Regions from separate parts of the Homo sapiens genome. Here region 2 is linked to region 1. A link is a loop called in an ENCODE intact Hi-C map of the cell type or tissue named here. Cell type or tissue: dorsolateral prefrontal cortex. All regions are shown on one strand. Links, peaks and the distances in the headings refer to the core of each region. The heading gives the core; the rest is flanking DNA. Region 1 overlaps MOBP (myelin associated oligodendrocyte basic protein). Region 2 has its middle 21 kb from the start of MOBP.

Region 1 (12,554 bases), core at 1,577-9,576:
AATAATCCTGTCTCTTGGGGGCTAGGAATGACTGGGTTGGGCTGGATGCACTTACCAGAGGAGGGTTCCTTCTTGAATAAAAAGCCTTATTATTGAAGAAAGGTCATCTTCCCATAGACTTTTTGCCTACCTTTCATTGACTAGAATGTGGTCACATGGGGGAATTATATAGATTAAACAAGGCATATAGCACTGCCAAACAAAATCAAGGTTCGTTACTGAGTTATTAGGCAGTCTACTAGTCCTATTAACCATTATGAGTTTGCTATTTTAAAATTATTATTGTATGATGTTGGGGATTTCACTTAAATTCTTCCCCAATTTTCTCATCTGTAAAATGGGGATAGTAGGAACTATCTGGAGGGTTGTTTGGGGAATTACAAATATTAGATATAAAACATATGGAACATACTAGGTGCTCAATAAATGGTGGAGAGGTTTTTGTTTTCCTTTCTTTGGATCCTTCCCTTCACTTTCTTCTCCTTCTTTGAATGCTTACTTCACTTTTCTCTCCTGTTTAGTTTTAAGTTATATGGAAACCTGGAGAAGATTATATTTTGCAGTTTCAAATTTGTTTTTTTTTTCCTCATCCTGCCAGAGAGTTCATAGTTATCTTTGCTTGCAATTAGGTGGTATCTTTTGTGAAAACGTCATGCAGTGTTTATAATTTGTTTTTAACCACTAAAGTAAATAAAGATGTGATTAATGCTTAAGTATCATCAGAGATACACAGTGAGATAAATAGAGTGTGTCTAAAAAACTCAGCAGGATTAGATAGGTCATTTAAATGAATTCTCATCTGTGAAAGGAAAATATAATTTATTAAGCAAGTTATTTACATTAGTTACAATTTTTTATTTACTTTATTTCATTTCATATTTTCAAAGCCCCCCCCCGCCCCCCGAGTTACGTGTTGTTATTATTACAGGAAACTGAGTCTAACCAATTAGGAATGTATTTGGTTACTTGTAACTGAAATAATAGTGGTTTATGCAAGGTGGAAGTTTGTCTCTCATATAAGAGGTGTTCAGAGTTCAAGAGTCCAGGCCTGAAACAACAAACTCCACAGTCCTCCAGGATTCAGGCTCCTCTGGTATTTTTGCTCCACCACCTCACAGGAAGTGGCTTCACCTGTGAAGTTGAGCTGTGGTCCAAGATGGCTCCTGTACCCAGGAGTAAACTGCTAGACTACAGTTTGTGCACATTTTTATCCTCACTAGACAATCCCAAATTGTTTCCAGAAATGCACAGTCTTTGCAAGCACACGTAGAACAAGGTCATAAAGCAAATTTGAACAACTGTTGGAGTCACTGTCATAGCGACTGCTTTCTCTAACTGCATTAAAATGAGAAGCCAATGTAACAAAAATATCTCCATATATTTGGAAATTTTACAATAGATTTTGTAATAACTGATGAATTGAAGAAGAACTCATCCATAATTAAAATGAAGATTAAAAATTATTTTAATATTTGTGGCATGCAGCTGAAGTTGCACAATGGAAAAGGTTATAGCCATAAATGTACATATATGAAGCATTTGACTCAATAAGGAAAAAAAAAATAACACAAATATAAAGAAAATGGAAGAAAAGAAATTATAGGCCAGGCGTGGTGGCTCACACCTGTAATCCCAGCACTTTGGGAGTCTGAGGTGGGAGGATCACTTGAGCCCAGGGAGAGCCTGTCTCTACAGAAGAAAAAAAAAATTAGCTGGGTGTAGTAGCACGCACCTGTAGTCCCAGCTACTTGAGAGGCTGAGGCAGGAGGATTGCTTGAGCCCAGGTGGTTGAGGCTGCAGTGAACTGTGATTGCACCACTGTACTCTAGAATGGGCTACAGAGTGAGACCTTGTCAAAAAAAAAAAAAAAAAGAAAAGAAAGAGGAAAAAAAGAAATTATAAGTGCATACAGAAATGAATAAACTGGGGGAAAAAAGAACAAAGACAAGAAAACCACTTCCTTACTTTTGAAAAAAAATGAAGTAGATAGCTTCTGACAAAAGTACTCAAAAAAAATGAGAGAAGATACAAATATAGAATATAAACTATAGAGAAGATTATAATTACAGATTTATTACAAATTTTAAAAACGGTAAGAGAACACTACAGACAACATGAACTTGAAAAGTGAATGATTTTTTCAATAATATAAATTTGAAAAATATGTAAGGTGTGGTCCTACTTTTTATTAACTGTATATTTACAGGTAAATATTTTCAAAGAAAAAAGTTAACATATTTTACAAGTGGCTAACCATGGGGTAAGAATTTATGAATTTGTATTATTTTCTTTTTCTTTTTTTTCTTTTTTTTTTTGTTTTTTGAGACGGATCTTGCTCTGTCGCCCAGGCTGGAGTGCAGTGGCCCGATCTCGGCTCAGTGCAAGCTCTGCCTCCCAGGTTCACGCCATTCTCCTGCCTCAGCCTCCTGAGTAGCTGGGACTACAGGTGCCCGCCACCACACCCAGCTAATTTTTTTGTATTTTCAGTAGAGACGGGGTTTCACCGTGTTAGCCAGGATGGTCTTGATCTCCTAACCTCATGATCCGCCCACCTTGGCCTCCCAAAGTGCTGGGATTACAGGCGTGAGCCACCACGCCTGGCTTCCTTTTCTTTTTTTTTTGAGACAGAGTCTCGCTGTGTTGCCCAGGCTGGAGTGCAGTGATGTTGGCTCACTGCAAACTCTGCCTCCTGGGTTCAATCAGCTCTCCTGGCTCAGCCTCCTGAGTAGCTGGGATTACAGGCTCCCACCACCACGCCCGGCTAATTTTTTTTTTTCTTTTTTTTGAGACGGAGTTTCGCTCTTGTTGCCCAGGCTGGATTGCAATAGTGCAATCTCGGCTCACCACAACCTCTGCCTCCCGGGTTCAAGCGATTCTCCTGCCTCAGCCTCTCAAGTAGTTGGGATTACAGGAATGCACCACCATGCCCAACTAATTTTGTATAAAAAGTAGAGATGGGGTTTCTCCATGTTGGTCCTGCTGGTCTCGAACTCCCAACCTTGGGTGATTCGCCTGCCTCAGTCTCCCAAAGTGTTGGGATTACAGGCGTTAGCCACCTCGCCCGGCCTGGCTAATTTTTATACTTTTAGTAGAGATGGGGTTTCACCATGTTGACCAGCCTGGTCTCGAACTCCTGACCTCAAGTAATCTGTCTGCCTCGGCCTCCCAAAGAGCTGGGATTACAGGCATGAGCCACCGCACTGGGCATATTATTTTCATCCATCTGAGTTTTCTAACTTTCAGCAGTGAATATAGATTTTTTTAATCCACTAATTCACTGGAGGGGAGGAGCTGCAGAAGTGCCTGTAGGTCACACTTCCCTCAGGGCCCATCCCAAGTTTACTATCAGTCCCGGACAGGGACCCTTCTGGCGCTGGCAGAGAAGTCCTGGTTTCTGTTGTTGTGAAGTCTCCAAACTCCATTCTCTATCTTTCTCTTCTGGAGTGATTTGTTTCCCCAACTTTCAGTCTTTGTCACCCTAGGACATAGACTCATGGATCTTTGAGACTTATCCCACCCCTGGGTCCATCTCTAGTCCTCTGAAGTCTAGTCTGGGCCCAGCACCTGGACTCCTATTCCTTGGGAGGAGGGTTGAGTCTATAGGAAGCACAAAACAGTGTTGGACCTGTCTAAAGTGCTTGGGATGCTGGAGTCACACAGATGTGGATTCAAATCCCTTGCTGCCTCTTACTGGCTTATGGACTTAGTCATGTTCTGTAGATTTTCCATCTTTAGTTTGTTAATAATGCCACATTAAAAAATGAGATAAAGTATGCAAAACAACTATACACAATGGTGCTCAGTAAACTGTTACTTCTTCGCTGTTAGTTATTTGCTTTATTAAAGGAAAAACTTTAATAAAACAAATTCAATTTAACAGAGTTTAATTCAGCAAAGAACAATTCACAGATCAGACAGTCCCCAGAACCAGATTAGTTTCAGAGGGACTCCAGGGCCACCACACGGTCAGAAAACATCGATGGACAGAGAAAGGAAAGTGACAAATAGAAACCAAAAGTGAGGTACAGAAACAGCTGGACTGCTTACAGCTGGAATTTGCCTATTTGAACACTGTTGGCTGTCTGTGATTGACTAAAACTCTGTGATTGGTATAAGACTGGGTTACAATGTACCCATCCGGTTAGGTTACGGTTTACTATGTACAAATAAACCGTTAGGTGGAACTTAAAATATGTAAGGATGTGGCTTTAGGCTAAACTTAATTTAACAGCCTGTATTTCCAAGGAATTTACTAGCAATCCTGGTGTGTTATAAAACGATGACTCTGATTTAGCATGTGAGGCTTAGCGTTTTTAAATTGGAGGGTGGCATGGGGCCGATAGTTGGGGAAGCAGTATATAGAACTGCTTAAGCAGGTACCCCAACTAAGTGCTGTATTTCTGCCACCTGGGAAAAGAGTTAGGAGGGCAGTTTTTTGTTGTTGTTGTTTTTGTTTTTATTTTTTTGTTTTTGGAGACGGAGTCTTGCTCTATCTCTCAGGCTGGAGTGCAGTGGCGCGACCTCAGCTCGCTGCAATCTCCGCCTCCCGGGTTCCAGCGATTCTCTTGCCTCAGCTGCCCGAGTAGCTGGGATTACAGGCACGTGCCACCACACTCAGCTAATTTTTGTATTTTTAGTAGACACCGGGTTTCACCATGTTGGCCAGGATGGTCTCAATCTCCTGACCTCGTGATCCGCCCGCCAGTCTTTTCAAAAATATAAACATTTTACTAAAGGAGGGAGAAAACATTATTTTGAAAGTTGGATGCATTTTCAGGTGGTTGTGTTAGGAATGGCGAGGTTCTTCCAGGGAAGAGAATTACTTTTTCCTTCAGGACCATGCATCGATGGATAACTAGAGGTGATGCTGCCCCCTGCCGGACATGGTCGGGGGAGACAGGGAGTGAGGGAAGTTGTCATGGAGTAAGAAACAATTTTCCCCTGAAGTGCTGGGGGAAGAAATGACTGGGCGGGGGTGCAGATGGGCATACAGTGACCCAGGCATTACATCAGCTGGAGCAGTGAGTGGGATTTGAGAATTCAATTAGGGAAGGAATTCAGAGTCACAGTGGGCTTCAAATCTCCTTCTTATCACATACTAGTTATTTCTCAAACAGTTGGAGTAAGAGCTAAATTTTCTGTTATTTGTGACGGGTGCCTGAGCCGTTTGGGAAAAGGTGACCCTAGAAGGCCAGAGGAATTGGGAATGCCTGGGTTGCCTGTGGAGAGTTGAGTAACAGTCTCCATGTGCTGGGCACCTGAAGAAATTACTCCTGAAGGTTAATCCTAAAGTGTTTCACTTCATTATTTCCCATGGGAGGAGAAACTCTAGCTGAACTTCGCGACCTATGTAGGACTTGGGGAAGGGCTTAGCAGACGTTTAGGGTCTTTGCAATGAATCTGACCCTATAAGTCAGCTGCAGCTTCTCATTGGTCTATACATACCTGTCTGGGTAAAGGGCTCCTTTGAATATATCTGATCATCTCCTTTTGAAAATTCAGCAATTTCTCTCCTAGGAGACTGCTACTCATCCTACCTTTCTGAATACCCATTACTCCTTCTTCCTGCAGCTTGAAGGCAGGTCCACGCCTCCTCCTGGAAGCCTTCCCTTGACTGACTCCTCGCTGAGTTCACAGGTATCTCATCCGTGCCCGACGTTGTGCCCCCTTCCATGAGGTGAAGCGCTCTCAAAATGAGAGCTTTAGGTCCTGAGTTTAGAATGCCTGTTTCTTCATGGATGTCCTTGGCTCTTTAAACTCATTGTGTCTCAGACCCATGAGATGATCTCCCTCCTTCTCATCTACTTCGACCTCTGATTAGCTGATGGCATGACTGTGTTCCCAGTCACATGGGCTAGACACTTCACCTGCCTCATTGCCTGTGTCCTGGCTCTATTATGTCTTCCAATTCTGCAATGCAGATAGGATGAGGGCTCTCGGGGGTAATGCAATTCACTGTGTATCTGCTTAGGTATCAGTCATTCCCAAGCCCTCATCTTTGGCCAGATGAAATGCCTCTGCCCATGAAGTTTCACCTTGTTCTCTAGCCCAACATATTGCCCTCTCTTCTGTGGACTTTTCATGCCATTGCACCAGCACATTCTCATGTTGCAGAGCATGCTGGCCTTGTATGACACTCACTGATGTCTGTGGACATTCCTCTACCTACAAGGTGAGCTCATTGTGAGCAGGATGTTTATCTGCTCTACCCACTTCCTCATCTCAGTGACTTGTACTTATTTGGTCTCAGTAAATGAAGTTTTTCTGGCCATTAGCACATTATGTGCATTCTAATCACTTACTTGCCTGTATCTCCCACTGGTGGATAAGTTTCTTGAGGACTGGACTCAGCATGATTTAGCTTTGTGTCCAGTATGTGAACTGAGCACTGTGCCAGGCAAAACCAAAGTGTATAGTAAATGTTAAATTAAATGGGTGAAGGTAACTTCATTTATTATTTAGTATTTATTACACCTTAAATAACTCTAACATTAAAAGTTTAGTGTTAAAAAAATGAAAGATTTGCCAAAAGCAGATGAGCCTATAAGGGAAATGGACAAGGAGAGACTAGAGATAGAGGAGGAGATCTAGGAGAATGTGGTGTCACAGGAAAGGAAAGACTTTAGATGGAGAGAGACCAAATATGAAGGCAATTGGTTTAGCAGCATGGAGGTCTGTGGGGAGCTATGTAGAGTCATTTTTCCTTGGGAGGAAAGGGCCAGGAGCCACAGTGGGGTGCACTGATGAGTGAGTGAGTGGAAGATGTAAAGATGGAGGGAAAAAATATTAATACCTTTTCAAGAACTTTACCTATACAAAAGAGGAGGGTAATAGGGAAGCAAAAAGACACGGGAGCAGGATCCAGAGAGGATTTTCTTTTAAAATGGGGCATCATGAGTATGTTAAAAGCTGACAGAATGGGGAAAACTTTCTGGGAAAAATACAAAACCTTTAATAAGATCTAAGATACTTAATTACATAAAACTATTTTTGCATGATAAAATCAAGTGAAACATTGGGAAAGAATATTTTTAACATACATAACAGATGTGACACACAATTTTGATGATCACAAACAGAGGTGCAAAAACAACGTATTTGTAACTGCATTCTACCTGCTTCTCAGCTGTCATTTCTATTTGTAGTAGAAGACAACCACACCAACAGACAAAAAAATTAAAATATCCCCTCAAAGTTATTTAGTTATTGTTCTGTACTCATCCTTAAAAACCCAGATTATAGGTTCTGTCTTCAAGGAATCCATCCTTTTTCCATGCTTTGTACACACTTGTATTGGCCAACATAACAGTGTTTTGTAATTACATACTGCACATATGCATCTCCAACCTGACCCTGAGTTTGTTGAGAGCAGAGACATTCTCAGTATCCAGTTTATGCCCATTAACTAAGTTGATTCCTGTTGATTGATAGTCACGTAAGTCCCCTGTGGGCTTCGGTGTTTTGCAGTGTTAGGTAGGACTATTTCTGCATCTGTCACATTCCTAGAAGGACTGTTTTCAGTCTCCAGCAAGCTCCCCTGTTGCCCCTTCTGAGTCGGAACCCACCTTCTCCAAATATAACTATGCTCTGATTTCTAGCACCATCGATTAGTTTTGCCTGTTCTTGAACCTCCTGTACACACAGCTTGTTTTCTTGTGTCTGACTTCTTTTGTTCAATGGTATGTCTGTGAGATCAAAATGTGTTGATGTATGTCAGCAGGTCAGCAGTTTGTTCTTTTTCCTTGTGTAGTATTTTATTGCATGAATGATGATTGTTTTAATAATAAATAATAATAAATTTTTTATTTTGCTTTTTAGAGAAAAGGCTTTTCCTAACTCTAGAATATTATTTAGTCAAGGATATGTTTGGTTTTAAATGTTTTCCTATCTTACATGGGTCTCTAAAACATAAGGAAAACAAGAGCCCATGTTTCTTTTTCTCCTTAAAAACACGATTTTTAAAAATACACAAATGAAAATTAATGAACTGTTAGTTGAGTTCCTTTCCACAGAGTTGGGGGGAAGTTGGTCTTCCAGGGTGTTGCTCTGTAGGGCCCCCCTGAATGTTACCTTGGATTATGGGAGTAGCAGGGGGCTTCCAGAGTAGAGGGCTCCCTTTCCTGATGTGCGTTTATGTCTCCTCCTGTCTCCTTGCATCGGCGATTTCCAGTGAGATGAGTCAGAAACCGGCCAAGGAGGGTCCCAGACTCTCCAAAAACCAGAAGTACTCCGAACACTTCAGCATACACTGCTGCCCGCCGTTCACCTTCCTCAATTCCAAGAAGGAGATAGTGGATCGGAAATACAGCATCTGTAAGAGCGGCTGCTTCTACCAGAAGAAAGAGGAGGACTGGATCTGCTGCGCCTGCCAGAAGACCAGGTAAGCGGCCGCCCAGCCCCGCGGCACCAGTTGGGCACAGCGCGTGGTCTCGGCTCCCAGCACGCCCCTCCCGCTCCGCACCCCACTCTTCCCCCTAGTCGGCTCCGGGTTAGGCTCCGACACCGGAAGGCACTCCAGGGAGACTGGAAGGTGGGTGGGGGAGCAGGGCCTTCCTACCTGTTTCCAGCTCCTGCCAGCGTCGCTTAAGCAGCAGAGGAGAGCCCTGGCTCCCGCCTCCAGCTTCTTTTGGCCCTCTCAGAACCAGCCGCCGTGCCAAGTCCCCTCAGAGGCCCAAGCAACAGCCAGCTGCGCCCCCCGCGGTGGTCAGAGCGCCAGCCAAGCCACGGTCCCCTCCGAGGTCTGAGCGTCAGCCACGGTCCCCTCCGAGGTCTGAGCGTCAGCCACGGTCCCCTCCGAGGTCTGAGCGTCAGCCACGGTCCCCTCCGAGGTCTGAGCGTCAGCCACGTCCCCGCCCAGAGGTCCGACCACCGCCAGCCAAGCAGCGTCCCCCTCAGAAGTCCAAGCAACAGCCGCGCAGCAGCCCCCTCAGAGGGCCAGGCGCCAGCCGTGGGGGGTCCCCCGTCAAAGCTTCTAGGTTCTGGTAACACCATCTCTTCCCTTTTGTTCCCCAGCCCTAAGGTTAGTAGTTGCTTCCTGTGTTTACTAACACCGGGCTGTCTCCATGGCCCTCTTCAGCCTTATTACCCAACCTGTGTAATCAGCTCCCTCCATTAAATCCCCTCTGTTTGAAATACCTAGTGTGGCTTCTGGTTTCCTCCTAGGTGCTATTGGTGCATACTTCAGGTGGCTGTGGCCATTGCTTCCGTTGTCTAATAGGACTGGAAGTTGTTAATCTATCAATTGAGATTATTGACCATGGTAACAGATTGAATAAATGAGTTCCTCAATGCCTATGCCTCAGGGAGATAACGAATGGTGACTCTAATCAATATCCGTATAAGTAAAAGGAGAGGGTAATCCATTGGACCCATCCATCTCCCAACACACTTCATCTGATGTCAATCTCAGTGGCAATACCATTCATTCATTCACTCATTCACTTACTCAACAAATCCTATTGCATACCTGTAAAGTTCCATTTGATGTGCTGGGGGAAGGGAATATGGCAGTGAGGAAGCCGTGTTGTTTGAGATTTACCAGGACCAAATAAGAGAATAGGTGTCATCGTGTAGGGATCAGTGCCCTAATGTTTTCATAATATGCATGTACATGGGACCATGAGAACCATAAGCAGGGAGTTATTGGCTCTGTAGGCTATTTTTTTTTTTTTTTGAGCAGTTTTAGGTTCACAGCAAAATTAAGGGGAAGGTACAGAGATTTCCTCTATATTCTTGCCCCAATACACACATGCCTGGCCAATTTTTTATTTATTTATTTATTTATTTTACTGTTCTGAAGGTATATCAGCATGCCAACTTTTTAGACCTTTTACTATTTGGAACTGAATCTGTTTATAAGTTAGTAGTGGGTGTTAATTGTATTTGAGATTCTCATATCTACTCTGATACCCAGCACTTGTGTAGCATCTACTATGTGTAGGTATCACATGATGTTTACTGATTTAGTAGGAAGAAGAGTCAATGGGGAAGAATGTTAAAGATGCCCCTAGAAAATGTGATTTTTGGGTCACCACTAAGGCCTGGGTATGTGCCTTTTTAGTAAGCATTCACCCCGCAAAGGTACAGTTATGTAGACAGTACGCAGACTACACAATGAGCAATGCTGACCTAAACAATCCATAAATGAATAATCCAGATTATTTGTGATGTGAGGTAAAGAAATGTGGAGAGTGATAAATTTATGGTACCAAAAGTGAAAGCATTAAAAAGGCACAAGATTAGGCAAGTTTAATTTGTGAAGGAAGTAACTAGTCACTAAAACTTTAATAGCAAGTTGTATGACAGGTTACCTAGTCATTAACTGAGTCCCTCTTAAGGACCCTGAGTAGAAGGGTCCTAGGACAGGTAAGTATTGATATATGGAAGTAGTTAGAAAATGTATGAAACAGAGGAAATTAATTGTATAAAAGGCATGCCACCTATAGTGGTGGCTTTGGGTGGCTGGAGTTCAATCAGGACATGGAAAGGAGTTAGAAGACAATGAAAGCAAACTTCACCATACCCACAGATTTGTCTGGACCTAACCTGGATCAGTGTATTCACCTAAATTCAGGAGATACCCTAGTGTTGGTGTGCTTTGACTCCCTCAGTTAACTAATTTCAGTGGGTATCAGAAGGTGCCTCCACAGGCCGTTATTACCTCCTCAGCCATTGTCCCTTACCTGGGAACAGAGGATCTGAAAGTCTTCATTCGTAATGTCCCCTGACTTCACTTATGCACTGTCTTGAGTCCTATTTGAGATATTCATTTTTCCTTCTTAGATTCCCAAAGGTCTTCAGGTAATATATTGGAGCCACTTCTTCATCATATTGTCTATTCCTTTTATTGATACTGATTGACTATTTTGAATCAAAGGAGTGGGAGGCAGGTTGATGTGATGGGAAATATTTGCTCTTAAGCAGAGCTACTAACTTGCACATGAAGAAAGGGTAAAAAAGATTTTCTGAAGCCAACTTGCTTTCTGAAACAGTGCTATTTCTGAGGTATTGCTTTTAGAGGTTAAATAATTTTGGCAAAGGCCTAATTGGATTCTTAATAACTCCCTTGGATAGGTCTTCTCAAAAACCAGAGAATGATTTAATCTTAGAAACTGATTGTACGATTTCCAGCATCCTGATTAAACATGGTAGCATTCATAATATTTGATAGGAGGAAACCGTGGCATCTCCCTCTTAGTTTATTCTGTCCTCCCAGTTCTAAGATTTTAGGATTTCACAAGGTTGTCCTTGCCTTTGGGTTTAACAGGTATGTCCTGGGCCTCTTTTGGTTTCAGTGTTCTGCTTTTGGGAGCTGGGGATCTGTGGTTCTTTGAAAACCACCATGGCTGTGGGTGGTTAATTTGGAGTCAATCAGTCACATATATTGGGAAGTGCTGTGTGTGCCTTTGACTCATTTTTTTCTGCACAGCATGTTTTATATTATTAAATTGAGCCCTGCACACAAGCAGCCTGGAAGACTATGATTTTCCAGGTAACAGCAGAGCTAGAGAAAAGGCCTGAGCTCTTTGCTTTCTGTTCAGGCTCTTGTTCTGCCTGTGTCTCAGGTTGCATTATTGCTTTTATTAGTTTGGGTGACTGAACTCTTGAATTTTGCCCTATCTGTGGCATATACTCTTTCCTATCTGGGAGCAGTCCTTTATACATCCTGGTGGTCCCTATAGCACAATGCTTATGCAGAACAGATGCTTTTGCAGAGGCCTAGGTTAGCCAGAGAGGCTTCCAGTCCTGGGAGCTGTGTGTTGTTTTGGAGTGTGACAGCCTCTGCCTGGTCACAGGTCCTTACCTGGTCCAGACCACATGGTTAACTACGCCTTCTCTGATAGCCTTAACCCAATTGTCTCTCATTCTCCTTCAACACTCGTTTTATAAATCCCTGATTCTAGATCAAGCTCACAACCTGCCTGCATTGGTTTTCCAGCTGCTGAGGATGGTCATGTGTGCATAGAGCTGCTGAGTGCAGTTTGGGAAAAGCTTTATAGCCTGGTGGGTTGGTGCCACCACAAATGGATGAACCCCAGCCACTCCCCAGACTGTCCTGGCTCCACCAGCCCCCACACGTTCATCAGAATATGCATCTGTCTTTAAATCCTTCCCCTCAGCCTCAGAGGTTGAAGCATTCATTCGCTGATGAGGCCAGTCCCCCACCCCTCCCTGTGATCTTCCAACCTCTTATCTCCTTTGAGGTCTTGCTGTACAACTTAGCAACCCCCCTAACCACTTCAGCCTTTGTATCTTGTCTCTTTCTCATTAGCATTTTGACGTGTTTTGCTCTCTCATATTGACTGTTTGTTCACGTCTGGCCCTATCCTCTTTTCTCTCTACCTTAGACAAATTTTAAAAAGAATAGTGTAAACTCGTCATCTTTACTTCCTCAAATCCCATTTGCTCTTCAATTCATTGTGTTCTAATTTCTTCCCTTAGCACCCCCGCCCCTGGAATTCCTCTTGTGCAGATTCCTCCAGAAGTAACAATGCAAGGGCAAGAAGTTTATTTGGGAGGTGAAGGGGACACTGGAGGAATGTGGGAAGCAAGAT
Region 2 (12,554 bases), core at 2,779-10,778, 52 kb before region 1:
ACGACCATGCCCAGCTAATTTTTTGTATTTTTAGTAGAGACAGGGTTTCACCATGTTGGTCAGGCTGGTCTGGAACTCCTGACCTCGTGATCCACCCACCTCGGCTTCCCAAAGTACTGGGATTACAGGCGTGAACCACTGCGCCCGGCGGAGACCTTGTCTTTTTTTTTTTTCTGTTTTTTTTAAAGTTTCAACAAAAATGAAATACCACCTGCTGATAACTCTAATAAAAAGAAAAATATATAATAGGTATTTGCTTTAAAGATTGTTTTTTTTTTTTTTTTTTTTTTTTTTTGAGGCAGGGTTTCACTCTGTTCCCCACGCTGGAGTGCAGTGGTGCAATCTCGGCTCACTGCAACCTCTGCCTCCCGGGTTCAAGCGATTTTCCTGCCTCAGCCACCCGAGTAGCTGGGATTATAGGTATGTGTCACCACGCCTGGGTAATTTTTGTATTTTTAGTACAGATGGGTTTTCGCCATGTTAGCCAGGCTGGTCTCAAACTTCTGACCTTAGGTGATCCACTCGCCTCGGCCTCCCAAAGTGTTGGGATTACAAGCGTGAGCCACTGCACCCAGTCCTAAAGATATTCTTGAAAAAATCATAATTGCAGTTGTTTACATTGTTGTGTTGCCAGCTCTCAGTTATTATGCTCATATTCTTTATTCTATGTAATATGTGTGGAAAAAATTTAAATCCTAGGTTGCTCCTGGCGTAACTCTGTAGACTCAACATCTGGAACTCTTTCTCTATTTTCAAGTTAATGTATTCTCAGAGCATGCAAAATAATTTGAATGACTGCCTAAGGAAGCACTAATACATGCTAAAACATTATGTTTTCTATAGCTAAAGAGCCCTTTGCAGCCACAGTTTTTTCAAATATTCCTAGAAAACAAGATCTGGCTGAACTGAAAATACTGATAGTATAATCAATAAGTTAGACTTGTTAAACAAAGAGTAAAGAAATGCAACATCTGAATTCTTTAAAGCCACAAGCCAGAGGAACAGATCTAAAGCACTGACTACTTAAAGCATTTTCTATCTTCAAACTTCTAGAAAAACAAATATTACAGAAGCCTTCTGTTCTATTTCACAAATCCTGACTGGTTTGAAGTGAAAGGAAATCAAGACACTAAACAAGTCAAGAAAAAAACCTTAAATACCATAAAATATTTATTAAAAAGACATTATAATTTGCAATGTATTTTGCAGGGAAAAAATGGAAGCAGGAATTGAATGCCTAGCTTTGAAAAATGGAAGCAGGAATTGAATGCCTAGCTATGAAACCAGTAGGCCTCTGAGAGTTTCACTGTATTTGCAAAATAAGGGATTTGGTTACATGATCTCCAAGTTTTATTTTCTGCCAAATAGTCCGTGGGTAACCAGGCTTCAGAGTTCCCCAAATGGTCTGATGAAACCCAATGTGGGAATGGACAAAGAAGTAAGGCTGCCTCCCAGGGTCACTCAGCTGCATGGTGACAGGATGGAGGCTGGTGCCTGCACCTCTGAAAAGAAGGGCAAAGCCTTCTTTGCATTGCACTTCCAGGCATGGATCACACTGATGCAGCCTGGTTCATTTATCCCTAGCTGTGCCTTCAACAGCAGCTGACAGATGATGGGACAAGTTCTGATACAACTCACAGCCCTAAGCATGATTGGGACCTGCAGTGCTCAAATCTGTACAAAGGTTAGTGGGATTGGTAATTAGAATGCAAAGTTATACTCTGTGTGATTAACAAAGATGCTGCAGATGCTGATAGATGTGACAAGCTCCTTATTTGCATGCCTGGATGCTAGCCCTCCCTTTCACTGTTTAGTTTTTCCAATCTCTGGTTCCATGAGACCAAGTCTTTAGCTTCACCTATAATGACTTTGCTCTACTATGTATCACTGGAATTGGGCATGAATATATTTGAAATCTCCAAATGTTCAAGCATAACATTTTTTTTCCTTTAGTAATCAAAGAGACTGTTACACATTTATACAATCTATTATATGCTATGTGCATAATCTGTCCATGTTATTATTAAAAATAGAATATTTCTCACAACTAATAATAAACTAAAATGGAAAGACTGGATAACATTCAATTTCTTATTGATTTAGTCTCTGAATGATTTTCCTTTAATAAAAGTATCATGTTTGTTAATGATTCCATTCATAATCTCTCTTTTAGAAAACATAGGCCAGGTGCGGTGGCTCAGGCCTATAAACCCAACACTTTGGAGGTCGAGGCGGGCAGATCACTTGAGGTCAGAAGTTCGAGACCAGCCTGTCCAATAAGGTGAAATCCTGTTTCTACTAAAAAAAAAAAAAAGCCGGGCGTGTTGGTGGGTACCTGTAATCCCAGCTACTAGGGAGGCTGAGGCAGAAGAATAGCTTGAACCCGAGAGGCAAAGGTTGCCATGAGCTATGATTGCACCACTGCACTCCAGCCTGGGCGACACAGTGAGACTCTGTTTCGAAAAAAGAAAAAGAAAAAAATATAATGTCTCATACAGAGGCTACATAAAATTTCCAGTGTTAGAACAAAGCCACTAATACCCAAATGTGGTCCTTTGCTCCCTTGGCATTGGAAGTTGTGGGCCTGTCACCCCTGGACTCCTGGGGTTGTGTGCAGAAGGGGGTGACCTGTAGAGCATTGCTGGTCCTGCACTGGAAAGTGATGGAAGTCTGAGATGAGGAAAACAGGGCAGACTCCCTCATTGCTGGAGGACAGTGGCGTGGTCGCCATTTCACAGTGCTGTTGGAAGAGGCATCTGTTGGAGCTCTGCAGAGGCTGGAAGAGTTCCCTGAGCCCATAGTTCTTACCTGGGTCTGCGGTCAAGAGCAGCACTGTGATGCAACGCTTCACTGAAGGGCATCCTGATGCCTAGTTGAGGACATCAGGGGAGCCAGGGCTCCCTCTGCAGGGAGGGAATGGGGCAGGGAGAGAGAGAGAGAACTGGGTCTATCCTGTGAGCACCTCTGTCCTGGGCACTGGGTCCTCTCTGCACCCACTCCTCTCTTCCCATCAACCCCTGAATAGGGCTCCAGAGGCCAGAACTGGAATGGGGAATCTGTGTCCCTACTCATTCCTTCAGACCCAGCTTGGAAATCTTTTCCCAAGAAGATTTTCAGGCTCCCAGCTCCCTGCTGAATGAAATGCCCTCTTCTACGTTCTTACAGCATCCTTTGCTAACACTTTTGAAAGCCTTTAACCTGGCACATGAGCTGTCTCTGGCTCTTTGAGGCCAAAAACTTTGTGGTATTCATCTCTTTGTCCCCAGAGATTCACATAAGACTTAGTCCATGGTCCTTTTTTTGATTGCCGATGGAAAAACAAACAAACGAATGAATGAATGAATATAATCCAATGACTTGCTTTTTGTCCTTTGCCATAAGAAAGGAAGGAAGAAAGTGATTTGAAATTTAAAAGGCCACCAGTCCTGGAAACCCAGAGGTATGTCCCGATGTGCCCATTTCAGTGGCAGAAGCAGTACAGGATTCAGTGTGGGCTCAGGAGCCAAAAAGCTCAGGTTTAAATCCAGGTGTTGCCGTTTGGTCTTGTGATCCTTGGGACGTGATCTAACTTCTCTGTGCTTGGTTTCTCCTTGTGTAAATTAGAGAATAGTAGTGCCATATCATGGGGTTGTCAGGAGAATCAAATGAATTAATATATCTAGAGCCCTTAGAATATTTTCTGGCATGCAGCAGCGCTCCAAACATGTCAGCTGTTGCTGCACTACAGTTTTTAATACGCGATCATTCTTTTTTTTTTGAGATGAAGTCTTGCTCTGTTGCCTAGGCTGGAGTGCAGTAGCGTAATCTCGGCTCACTGCAACCTCCGCCTCCCAGGTTCAAGTGATTCTCCTGCCTCAGCCTCCAGAGCAGCTGAGACTACAGGCACATGCCACCACTCCCAGGTAATTTTTGTATTTTGAATAGAGACGGGGTTTCACCATATTGGCCAGGCTGGTCTTAAACTCCTGACCTCATGATCCACCCACCTCGGCCTCCCAAAGTGCTGGGATTACAGGCATGAGCCACCGTGCCCGGCCAATATGCGATCATTCTTAATGCCCAAGCAGAGATGAGGGTTAGGCCAGGAACTGCACTCTCCTTCATAGTTTATCACTAAACACAGTTCAACCATGAAAAGAAAAAGAAAAGAAAACCTGTTTCACTCAAAATTAGATAATTTCCTCCAGAGAGTAATAAATGAGAGACTGTCTTAACTTGATTAAAGGAAGCTTCAAGAAAATGAGTGTAAACCTCTTACTTAATGATAAAACAGTAGACTCCTTCCCAAGATAAAAACGAATGTTACTTAGGCTGCAAGGATAAATGACAGATGAGTTGAGAGTGCTGCATAAAGGGCCAGAAATGGGCAAATTCCAGACAGAAGATTGGCTGACCAAATTGATGACCCCCATTTCATAAGGTATTGTGTCCTAGCAAGTGGGGAGATAAGACATGAGAGAAGTCCCTGATACAACTGCTTTGAGTGAAGGGCTCACATATACCCTTTTCTTTCCTTTTTTATAACTTTGAAAAGTCATCTTTTAAAATTTCAAATTTTGACCATCAACATAAAATATTCAAGACACTTGGTACTATATAATATATAGGCAACAGAAGAGGAGAAACCCTATTTTAAGTGTGTAAATATCATCTGCCACATTAAGGTAGGGATTTCTCATATCAATTCTACATAGTGCTAATTTTTGTATTTTTAGTAGAGTTGGGGTTCCACCCTATTGGCCAGGCTGGTCTCGAACTCTTGACCTCAAGTGATCCTCCCTCCTCAGCCTCCCAAAGTGCTGGGACTACAGACGTGAGCCACTGCGCCAGGCCAAAACACAAGTCTTTTAGAAATGTTTAAATAGCTCATCTGATCACAGTATCACCATGTGAATATTTTCTAACTTTTCCAACTTAATTCTATATTGAAAAATAAGTTGCTTGGCCTGGAATAGTCCCTAGATACCTGTAAGAACAATTTTTTAAAAAATTAATATTATTTTAAATAAATTACAGTTGTATACATTTAAGGGATACACTGTGATGTTTTGATATAGGTATACCATGTGGAATAATTAAATCAAGCTAATTAACATATCTGTCATCTCACTTATTTTTTCAGAGGAGATATTTGAAATTTACCCTCTTAGTTATTTTGAAATATACATTATTATTGACTATAATCACCCTGATGTGCAGTACATCTCAAAACTTACTCCTTAAATAAGTTAAGTGGGGAAGTGAGACAAGGGTGGAAATAGGCCAATAAAGGGTACATTTCTGAGACAGTAAAGCTGTGGTCAACTGGGGTTTCACACACTGGGAGCTCAGGGAAGCCATGCAGAATTGAAAGCAAGCAGCGAGTGGGCAGATGGGGAAAATGATGAACAAGTTCCTTCGATTTGGTGATCATTGTGTTGTACTGAAAGCTTCAAAAATGGAAGTTTTTGGGTGCTCCATTCACTGAATATTTTGATTAAATGGTTTCAATGGGTTTTAAGCAAAAACAAATCAAAAATTAAAATAAATATTTTATAAAAATGAGTAGGGGCACAGTTTGATTTACACAGTAGTTTTTCAAAGGTTCAAAAATTTCTAAAATCTGATGATCAGTACCAAACTTCAAATAAAAAGTGAGCAAAATTCATTTAAAAGAACAGTCATTAAATAGAAAGTCACCTTCCTGGTGTGATCTGTAAATGCGTGTTCTGTAGCTGCACATTTTAAACTGTCATTTTAGGGCACAGTCTTCTTAAAATACCTACTTATTTTTGGAGTGGACATTGAGGCTTCCTCAGCAGATTTCTATCTCTTTTGGGGAATGTGGGAGGTGGGAGGATCAGTGAATCACCACAGCTCCCACATGGAAAGTAAAAGCTTATAGACAATTTGTGCAAGTTCCATAGTCATCTCCAACTTTTTGGAGAAACGGATTTAACACCTAATTTTCTATTAACCTTGATTTTCATTTATTTGAGCTCATTGCTACCAAAAGCTTTATTGCAGAATGCAAAATCATTGTCAAATAATTGAATCAGTAGTTGCAGATTTACATTATGTAGAAAAATGATAAAGCCAGTGCAGCAAAAGCAGAGTACTCCGTGTTCTTGATGGGAGGATTTCTCAGCTTCTTTCTTACCTGTAATTTCCCACCTACCCCAGCAACTGACAGTCCAGCTTTTTGCATTTCACATGCTGCAGTTAATTGTCACTGTGTATCTTGTTGGTACTCACGTTGTTAGCAGGAGCAGCAGCTGGGATTGCTTTTATCAGCATCCGAGACAAGTAGGAACTGACTGTCTCTGGGCCTCATGTCCCAGCACATTCTATAATTTTAGCAAGTGCCTTGAATGCTGTCTTTGAAATGCAGGTATTGGTTAAGCTGCTGCATTTGGAAAGAGCAGAGCAAGCAGATATGATTACTGCTGATCATCTTTCACTAAGCATGTCTAAGTGAGAGTTCCTTTTACTGCACGTGTGTGTCACGTGCCATGACCAGAAGAGATAATGGCCCAAGTGGGGTGGACACAGTGGATGCTTACCAAACCCAGCCTGACTTATTTTAATGCAGCAATTAAATAATACTTTGGGCTGGGCACGGTGGCTCACGCCTGTAATCCCAGCACTTTGGGAGGCCAAGGCAGGCAGATCACTTGAGGTCAGGAGTTCAAGACCAGCCTGGCCAACATGGCAAAACCCCTTCTCTACTAAAAATACACAAAAAAATTAGCCAGGTCTGGTGGCATGTGACTGTAATCCCAGCTACTCAGGAGGCTGAGGCAGGAGACTCACTTGAACCCAGGAGTTGGAGGTTGCGGTAAGCTAAGATTGAGCCACTGCATTCAAGCCTGGGTGACAGAGTGAGACTCCGTCTCAAAAATAAAAAATAAATAAAAATAAAAATAAAAACTTTGTCACAAAATGGACAATCTTGGACAAATGATAAACTGGAAAGGACACAGGGAAAAGAGACCTAAAATGGGTCTGTCCCAGACCGTTGGGATGTTTGCTCACCTCTGTCAAGCATGCCATCCAGCTCCAGCGGCTTGTGGGCCTTGGTGGAGTGTGGAAGCTGATTTGGTTAATATCTCAGTCTCCAGTTGCGATGCGGCAGCGAGGACTGAAATCTTGGAAAATCCCACTCCCAAGCCCGTACTCGTTGCATACATGACACCTCCAGCCTGTGATCACTTTCAGCTGTTTCTACTGACTCATTCTGGCCACAAGAGGGCAGTATAGCGTAGTGAGTATGAGCACAGACAGGTCAGGCTTCCCGAATTAAGATCACATTTCTTCCCCTGACTTTGTGACTGGGCAAGTTACTGAAGATCTTTGAGTTTGAGTTTCAACATCTATAAAATGAGAATAATAAAAACATCAAATAGGGGTGTCGTGGGGGAACAGATGAGATAAATGCATGAAGTGCTTGAAGAATATAGTCATATAAAACTTAACGATGGGAATACTTTCTGAGAAATGTGTGGTTGAGGCCATTTCATCATTGTGCAAACATCACAGAGTGTACTTACACAAATAAAGATGGCATAGCTTTTACACACCTAGGCTATATGACATAGCCTACTGCTCCTAGGTTACTGTCTTAGTCTGATTGTGTTGTAATAAAGGAACACCTAAGGCTCAGTAATTTATGAAGAAAAGAAGTTTATTTGGCTCATGGTTCTGCAGGCTTGAAGCATGGTGCCAGCATCTGCTGCTGGTGAGGGCCTCAGACTGCTTCCACTCATGGCGGAAAAAGAAGGGGAGCCCTCATGGGCGGAGATCACATGGCAATAGAGAAGCAGCAAAAGAGTGGGAGGGCAAGGTGGCAGGCTCTTTTTAACAGGCAGATCTCAAGGAAACTCATAGAGTGAGAACTCACTTATTACTGCGAGGCTGGCACCAAGCCGTTCATGAGGGATTCCCCACACCATGGCCCGAAGGCCTCTCGTTAGGCTTCACCTCCAACACTGGAGATCAAATTTCAACCTGAGGCTTGGAGGGGACAAATATCCAAACCATAGCCACTATAAATGTTTACAACATGTTACTGTACCGAATACTGTAGGCAATTCAAACACAATGGCGTTTGTGTATAAAAACATATTTAAACAAAAAAGCGGCAGTAAAAATGCAATAAAAAAGATAAAAAATAGTACACCTGTATGGGGCACTTAACATAAATGGAGCTTGCAGCACTGGAAGTCACTGTGAGTAAGTCAGTGAGTGAGTGTGAAGTCCCAGGACATTACTGTACTCTGCTCTTGACTTTATAAACACTGTACATTTAGACTACACTAAATTGATTTATTTATTTATTGAGGCAGAGTCTCACTCTGTTGCCCAGGCTGGAGTGCAGTGTTGTGATCTCAGCTCACTGCAACCTCCACCTCCTGGGTCCAAGCGATTCTCCTGCCTCAGCCTCCTGAGCAGCTGGGACTATAGGCACATGCCACCACACCCAGCAAATTTCTGTATTTTTAGTAGAGATGGGGTTTTACTATGTTGGCCAGGCTGGTCTCGAACTCCTGACCTCAGGTGATCCACCCCCTTGGCCTCCCAAAGTGCTGGGATTACAGGTGTGAGCCACCGCGCCTGGCCTAATTTTTGTATTTTTTGTAGAGATGAGGTTTTACTATGTTGCCCAGGCTGGTCTTGAACTCCTGACTTCAAGTGATCCATCCTCCTCCGCCTCCCAAGGTGTTGGGATTACAGGCTTGAGCCACTGCGCCTGGCCTCTAGCAGTCCTGCTCTGAGGTTCTCACAGTCCCACCTTCTCTCTGCAAGTAGCTGAAGAGTCAGAATGAAGAACAGGAGGAGAAGACGTGTGTCATTGAATGTTATTTCCAATTTGAAATTTTTGCCTCAATTGAAACATTTACTTCATTTAAGATAGTGTAATTACTGATTGATGCAATGGACTGAATATTTGTGTTCCCCGACTCCCACCAATTCATATGTGGATATCCTTACCCCAGCATGACAGTATTAGGAGGTGGGGCCTTTGAGAGGTGATTAGGTCATAAGGGAGAAGACTTCATGAATGGGATTAGTGCCCTGATAAAAGGAACACCAGGAAGCTCTCTTGCTCTCTTTCTGGTATATGAGGCATAAAAAACAGTCAGCAGTCTGTAAGCCAGAAGAAGGCCCTCATCAGAACCTGGGGCCATGCGGGCATCCTTATCTCCGACTTCCAGCATCCATAACTGTGAGAAATGAATTCCTGTTGTTTGTAAGCCATCCACTCTGCGATGCTTTATTATGGCAGCCTGAATGGATGGTGAGAATATATTTTGTTCATCTCACTATGTTCTATTTGTCTTGCCTGTTTTTCTTTATCCACTGTTTTAGAATTAATCTTTAATTTAAAAATTTAAAATTGAGATATGATTTATTTACAGTAAAATTTCACCTTTTTTTGTTTACTTCTGTAAGTTTTTAATTTTTTTAAAAAATATTTAAAATTGTTTTTGAGACACAGTCCCACTCTGTCATCCAGGATAGAGTGCAGTGACGTGATCATGGCTTACTGCAGCTTCAACCTCCCTGGCTCAAGTGACCCTCCCACTTCAGCCTTCCAAGTAGCTGGGACTACAGGTGTGCACCATCACACCCAGCTAATTTTTGTATTTTTTTGTAGAGACAAGGTTTCACCATGTTGCCCAGGCTCAAGTGATCCTCCTGCCTTGGCCTCCCCAAATGCTTGGATTACAGGCATGAGTATTTTAAGACAGATCTCACTCTACTGTCTGGGCTGGAGTGCAGTGGTTTAATCATAGCTCAGAGCAACCTTGACGTCCTGGGCTCAGGAAATCCTCTCACCTTTGCCTCCTGAGTAGCTGGGACCACCAACACACACCACTATGCTCAGCTAATTTTTATTTATTTTTTGTAGACATGGGGGTCTCACTATGTTGCCCAGGCTGGTCTCAAACTCCTGGGCTCAAGTGACTCCTGGGCTCCTACCTTGGCCTCCCAAAGTGCTGGGATCACAAGCATAAGCCACCATGCCCAGCCTAGTTCTATGAGTTTTGACAACACATACAGGTCATTACCACCACCATGATCAACATACACAATAGTTCCATCACCCAAAGAATTCTCCCGTGCTCTTTTATAGCCTTCCCCAACCTCCTCCTACCCCTGCCCCTGGCAACTGCCAATATTTCTCCATCACTTTAGTTTTGCCTTTTCCAGAATGTCATATAAATGGAATGATGCACAATGCAGACTTTTGTGTCTGGCTTCTTTCAGTTAACATAATGCATTTGAAATTAATTCCTGTTGTTGAAAGTTCCAATAGTTTCTTCCTCCTTACTGTTGAGTAGTATTCCATTGAATGAACGTACCAGAGTTTGTTTATTCTCTCACTAGTTGAAAGACATTGAGTTTCCAGTCCTAGTTTCAGTATTTGGTAATTATAAATGAGGTGATAATAAACATTTGTGTATCAGTTGAGTTTATTTCTTTAGGGTAGTTAAGCAGTGGGATTTCTGAGTCATATAGTAAGTACACCTAGTTTAACTTTTTGAGAAACTGCCAAATTGTCTTCCAAAGTGGCTGTCCTATTTTCCAACCCCACTAACAATGTTTAAGAGTTCTGGGCCAGGTGTGGTGGCTCACACCTGTAATCCCAGTACTTTGGGAGGCTGAGGTGGGCGGATCACTTTGGGCCAGGCATTCGAGACCAGTTTGGCCAACGTGGTGAAACCTCCTCTCTACTAAAAACACAAAAATTAGCCGGGTGTGGTGGTGCACACCTGTAGTCCCAGCTACTCAGGAGGCTGAGGCAGGAGAATCACTTGAACCTGGGAGGCAGAGGTTGCAGTGAGCCGAGACTGTGCCACTGCATTCCAGCCTTGGTGACAGGTTGCTCTGCAACCTCACCTGCATTTGGTATTGTCAGAAATTTTCAAAAACCCATTTAATGGGTTAATAATGCAACATCATTGTAGACATAATTATATGCCCCTAATTATTAATGATGTTGAGCATCTTTTTTGTATTTGCCACCTATATTAATCTTCATTCGTAAAGTGTCTTTCAATTGTGTTTTCATTTGAAACTTGGTCATATTTTTCTATTTCTTTATATGGCAAGTAATTTTGGATTGCATCTTGGACTTTTTATTTTATTTTTTTTAGAGACAGGGTTTCTCCATGTTGGCCAGGCTGGTCTTGAACTTTTGGCCTCTAGTGATCCACCCGCCTTAGCCTCCCAAAGTGCTGGGTTGGTTGGTATGTTGTGTTGATTCTCAGTCTTGTTAGTCCTCTGGAGAACATTTGGGGGGTTTGTTTTAGAAGGCATTATTCAGCAGCTTTTATCCTAATTATTTCTTCCTTGAAGATAATCTGTCTTTTTTCCTTTGGCTGCTTCTCTTCATGTATTTTTTTTCCTAAAAAATTTTTATAAGTGTGTCGATGTGTGAATTTCTTTTTATTTATCATGCTGAGGGTCTTACCACATCTTTAGACTTTGAATTGATGTCTTCCAATATTTTGAGATACAATTTTTATCCAGCATTTTTTCAAGCGTTGATTGTCTCCTCTATTCTTTCTCCTATCCCTCTGGGATTCCGGTTAACTACATGCTGGACTTCCTTACTATTTTCTTTAGTTTTTCTTTTGTGTGTTTCATTCTTTTTTCCCTCTGTGCTGCATTCTGGATATTTTATTTAAACTAGCTTTTTCTTTTCTTTTTTTTTTCTTTTGAGACAGGGTCTCACTTTGTTGCCTAGGCTGGAGAGCAGTGAGTTGCTAGGTTGGAGTTACCTAGGCTGGAGATCTTGGCTCACTGCAGCCTCAACCACCTGGGCCCAGGTGATCCTCCTACCTCTCAGCCTCCTCAGTAGCTGGGACTATAGGCATGTGCCACCACGCCAGGCTAATTTTTTGTATTTTTTTGTAGAGATGTGGCTTTGCCATGTTGCCAGTCTGGTCTTAAACTCTTGGGCTCAAGCAATCCTCTTGCCTCAGCCTCCCAAAGTTCTGGGATTACAGGCATGAGCTACCACACCCTGCCTCAACTAGCTTTTTGATTCACTAATTCCCTATTCAGCTGTGTCTAATCTGATTTTATACTAATCCGTTTAGTTGGTAATTTGCATTTTAAAACTTCTGAGTTTTAAAATTTTTATTGTGTTTTTTTTTTTTGTCCAATTTGCCAGGAAGTTTTTATAGTTTTCAGGTCACAGCCAAAGTTTTCAGTTTTGTCTTTCATCTCCTTGTTCATAATAAGCATAGCTACTTTGAAATCTGTGTTAGATAATTCCATTATTAGGATCCTTTATGTTTTTGTTTCTGGTGTACATTTTTTCCTGCAACTTCCCATTTATATTGTCTATTCACATGCTTTATAGTCTTTGAATATGGGTAGGGATTTCATTTAAAAAGTTGTTTGAAGAAATAACTTGATAACTTGGAGACTGTTACCTCTCTCCAGAAAACATAGTCATTTCTCCTTGCTTGGGTAAACTATTAACCTATATTTACCTCCAGAAACAGAATTTTCTGAGTCAACCAGGTGACTGCAAGACTGTGCAAGGACGATTTTACTTC

Evidence for each region. Hi-C counts contacts between places; a loop is a spot of excess contacts. Peaks named below come from ENCODE experiments on the same cell type or tissue, not always from the same donor. Only the 100,000 strongest peaks of a DNase experiment are listed, where the experiment ranks them.
Region 2: a loop joins it to region 1, with 11 times the contacts of the local background. A loop is called at or near these places in 72 of 110 quality-filtered maps.

Annotation. Positions count from the first base shown.
Region 1 is chr3:39,493,896-39,506,449 of GRCh38, forward strand. It overlaps MOBP (myelin associated oligodendrocyte basic protein), which reads left to right. Exons shown (of 4, transcript NM_001393704.1): 3 at 8,171-8,380; 4 at 8,640-9,132. The coding sequence starts at 8,175. The coding sequence ends at 8,985. Among named protein-coding and RNA genes, the nearest start is that of MOBP, 32 kb to the left of the region's middle. RefSeq lists an enhancer at 11,997-12,496. In dorsolateral prefrontal cortex, for the core only: CTCF peaks have their summits at 4,880 (motif pointing left) and 5,083; a DNase peak (open chromatin) is centred at 4,876; H3K4me3 peaks cover 3,763 bases; H3K27ac peaks cover 8,000 bases.
Region 2 is chr3:39,440,830-39,453,383 of GRCh38, forward strand. No RefSeq gene overlaps it. Among named protein-coding and RNA genes, the nearest start is that of MOBP, 21 kb to the right of the region's middle. RefSeq lists a silencer at 7,136-7,305. In dorsolateral prefrontal cortex, for the core only: CTCF peaks have their summits at 7,223 (motif pointing right) and 7,434; a DNase peak (open chromatin) is centred at 7,202; H3K4me3 peaks cover 1,281 bases; H3K27ac peaks cover 4,303 bases.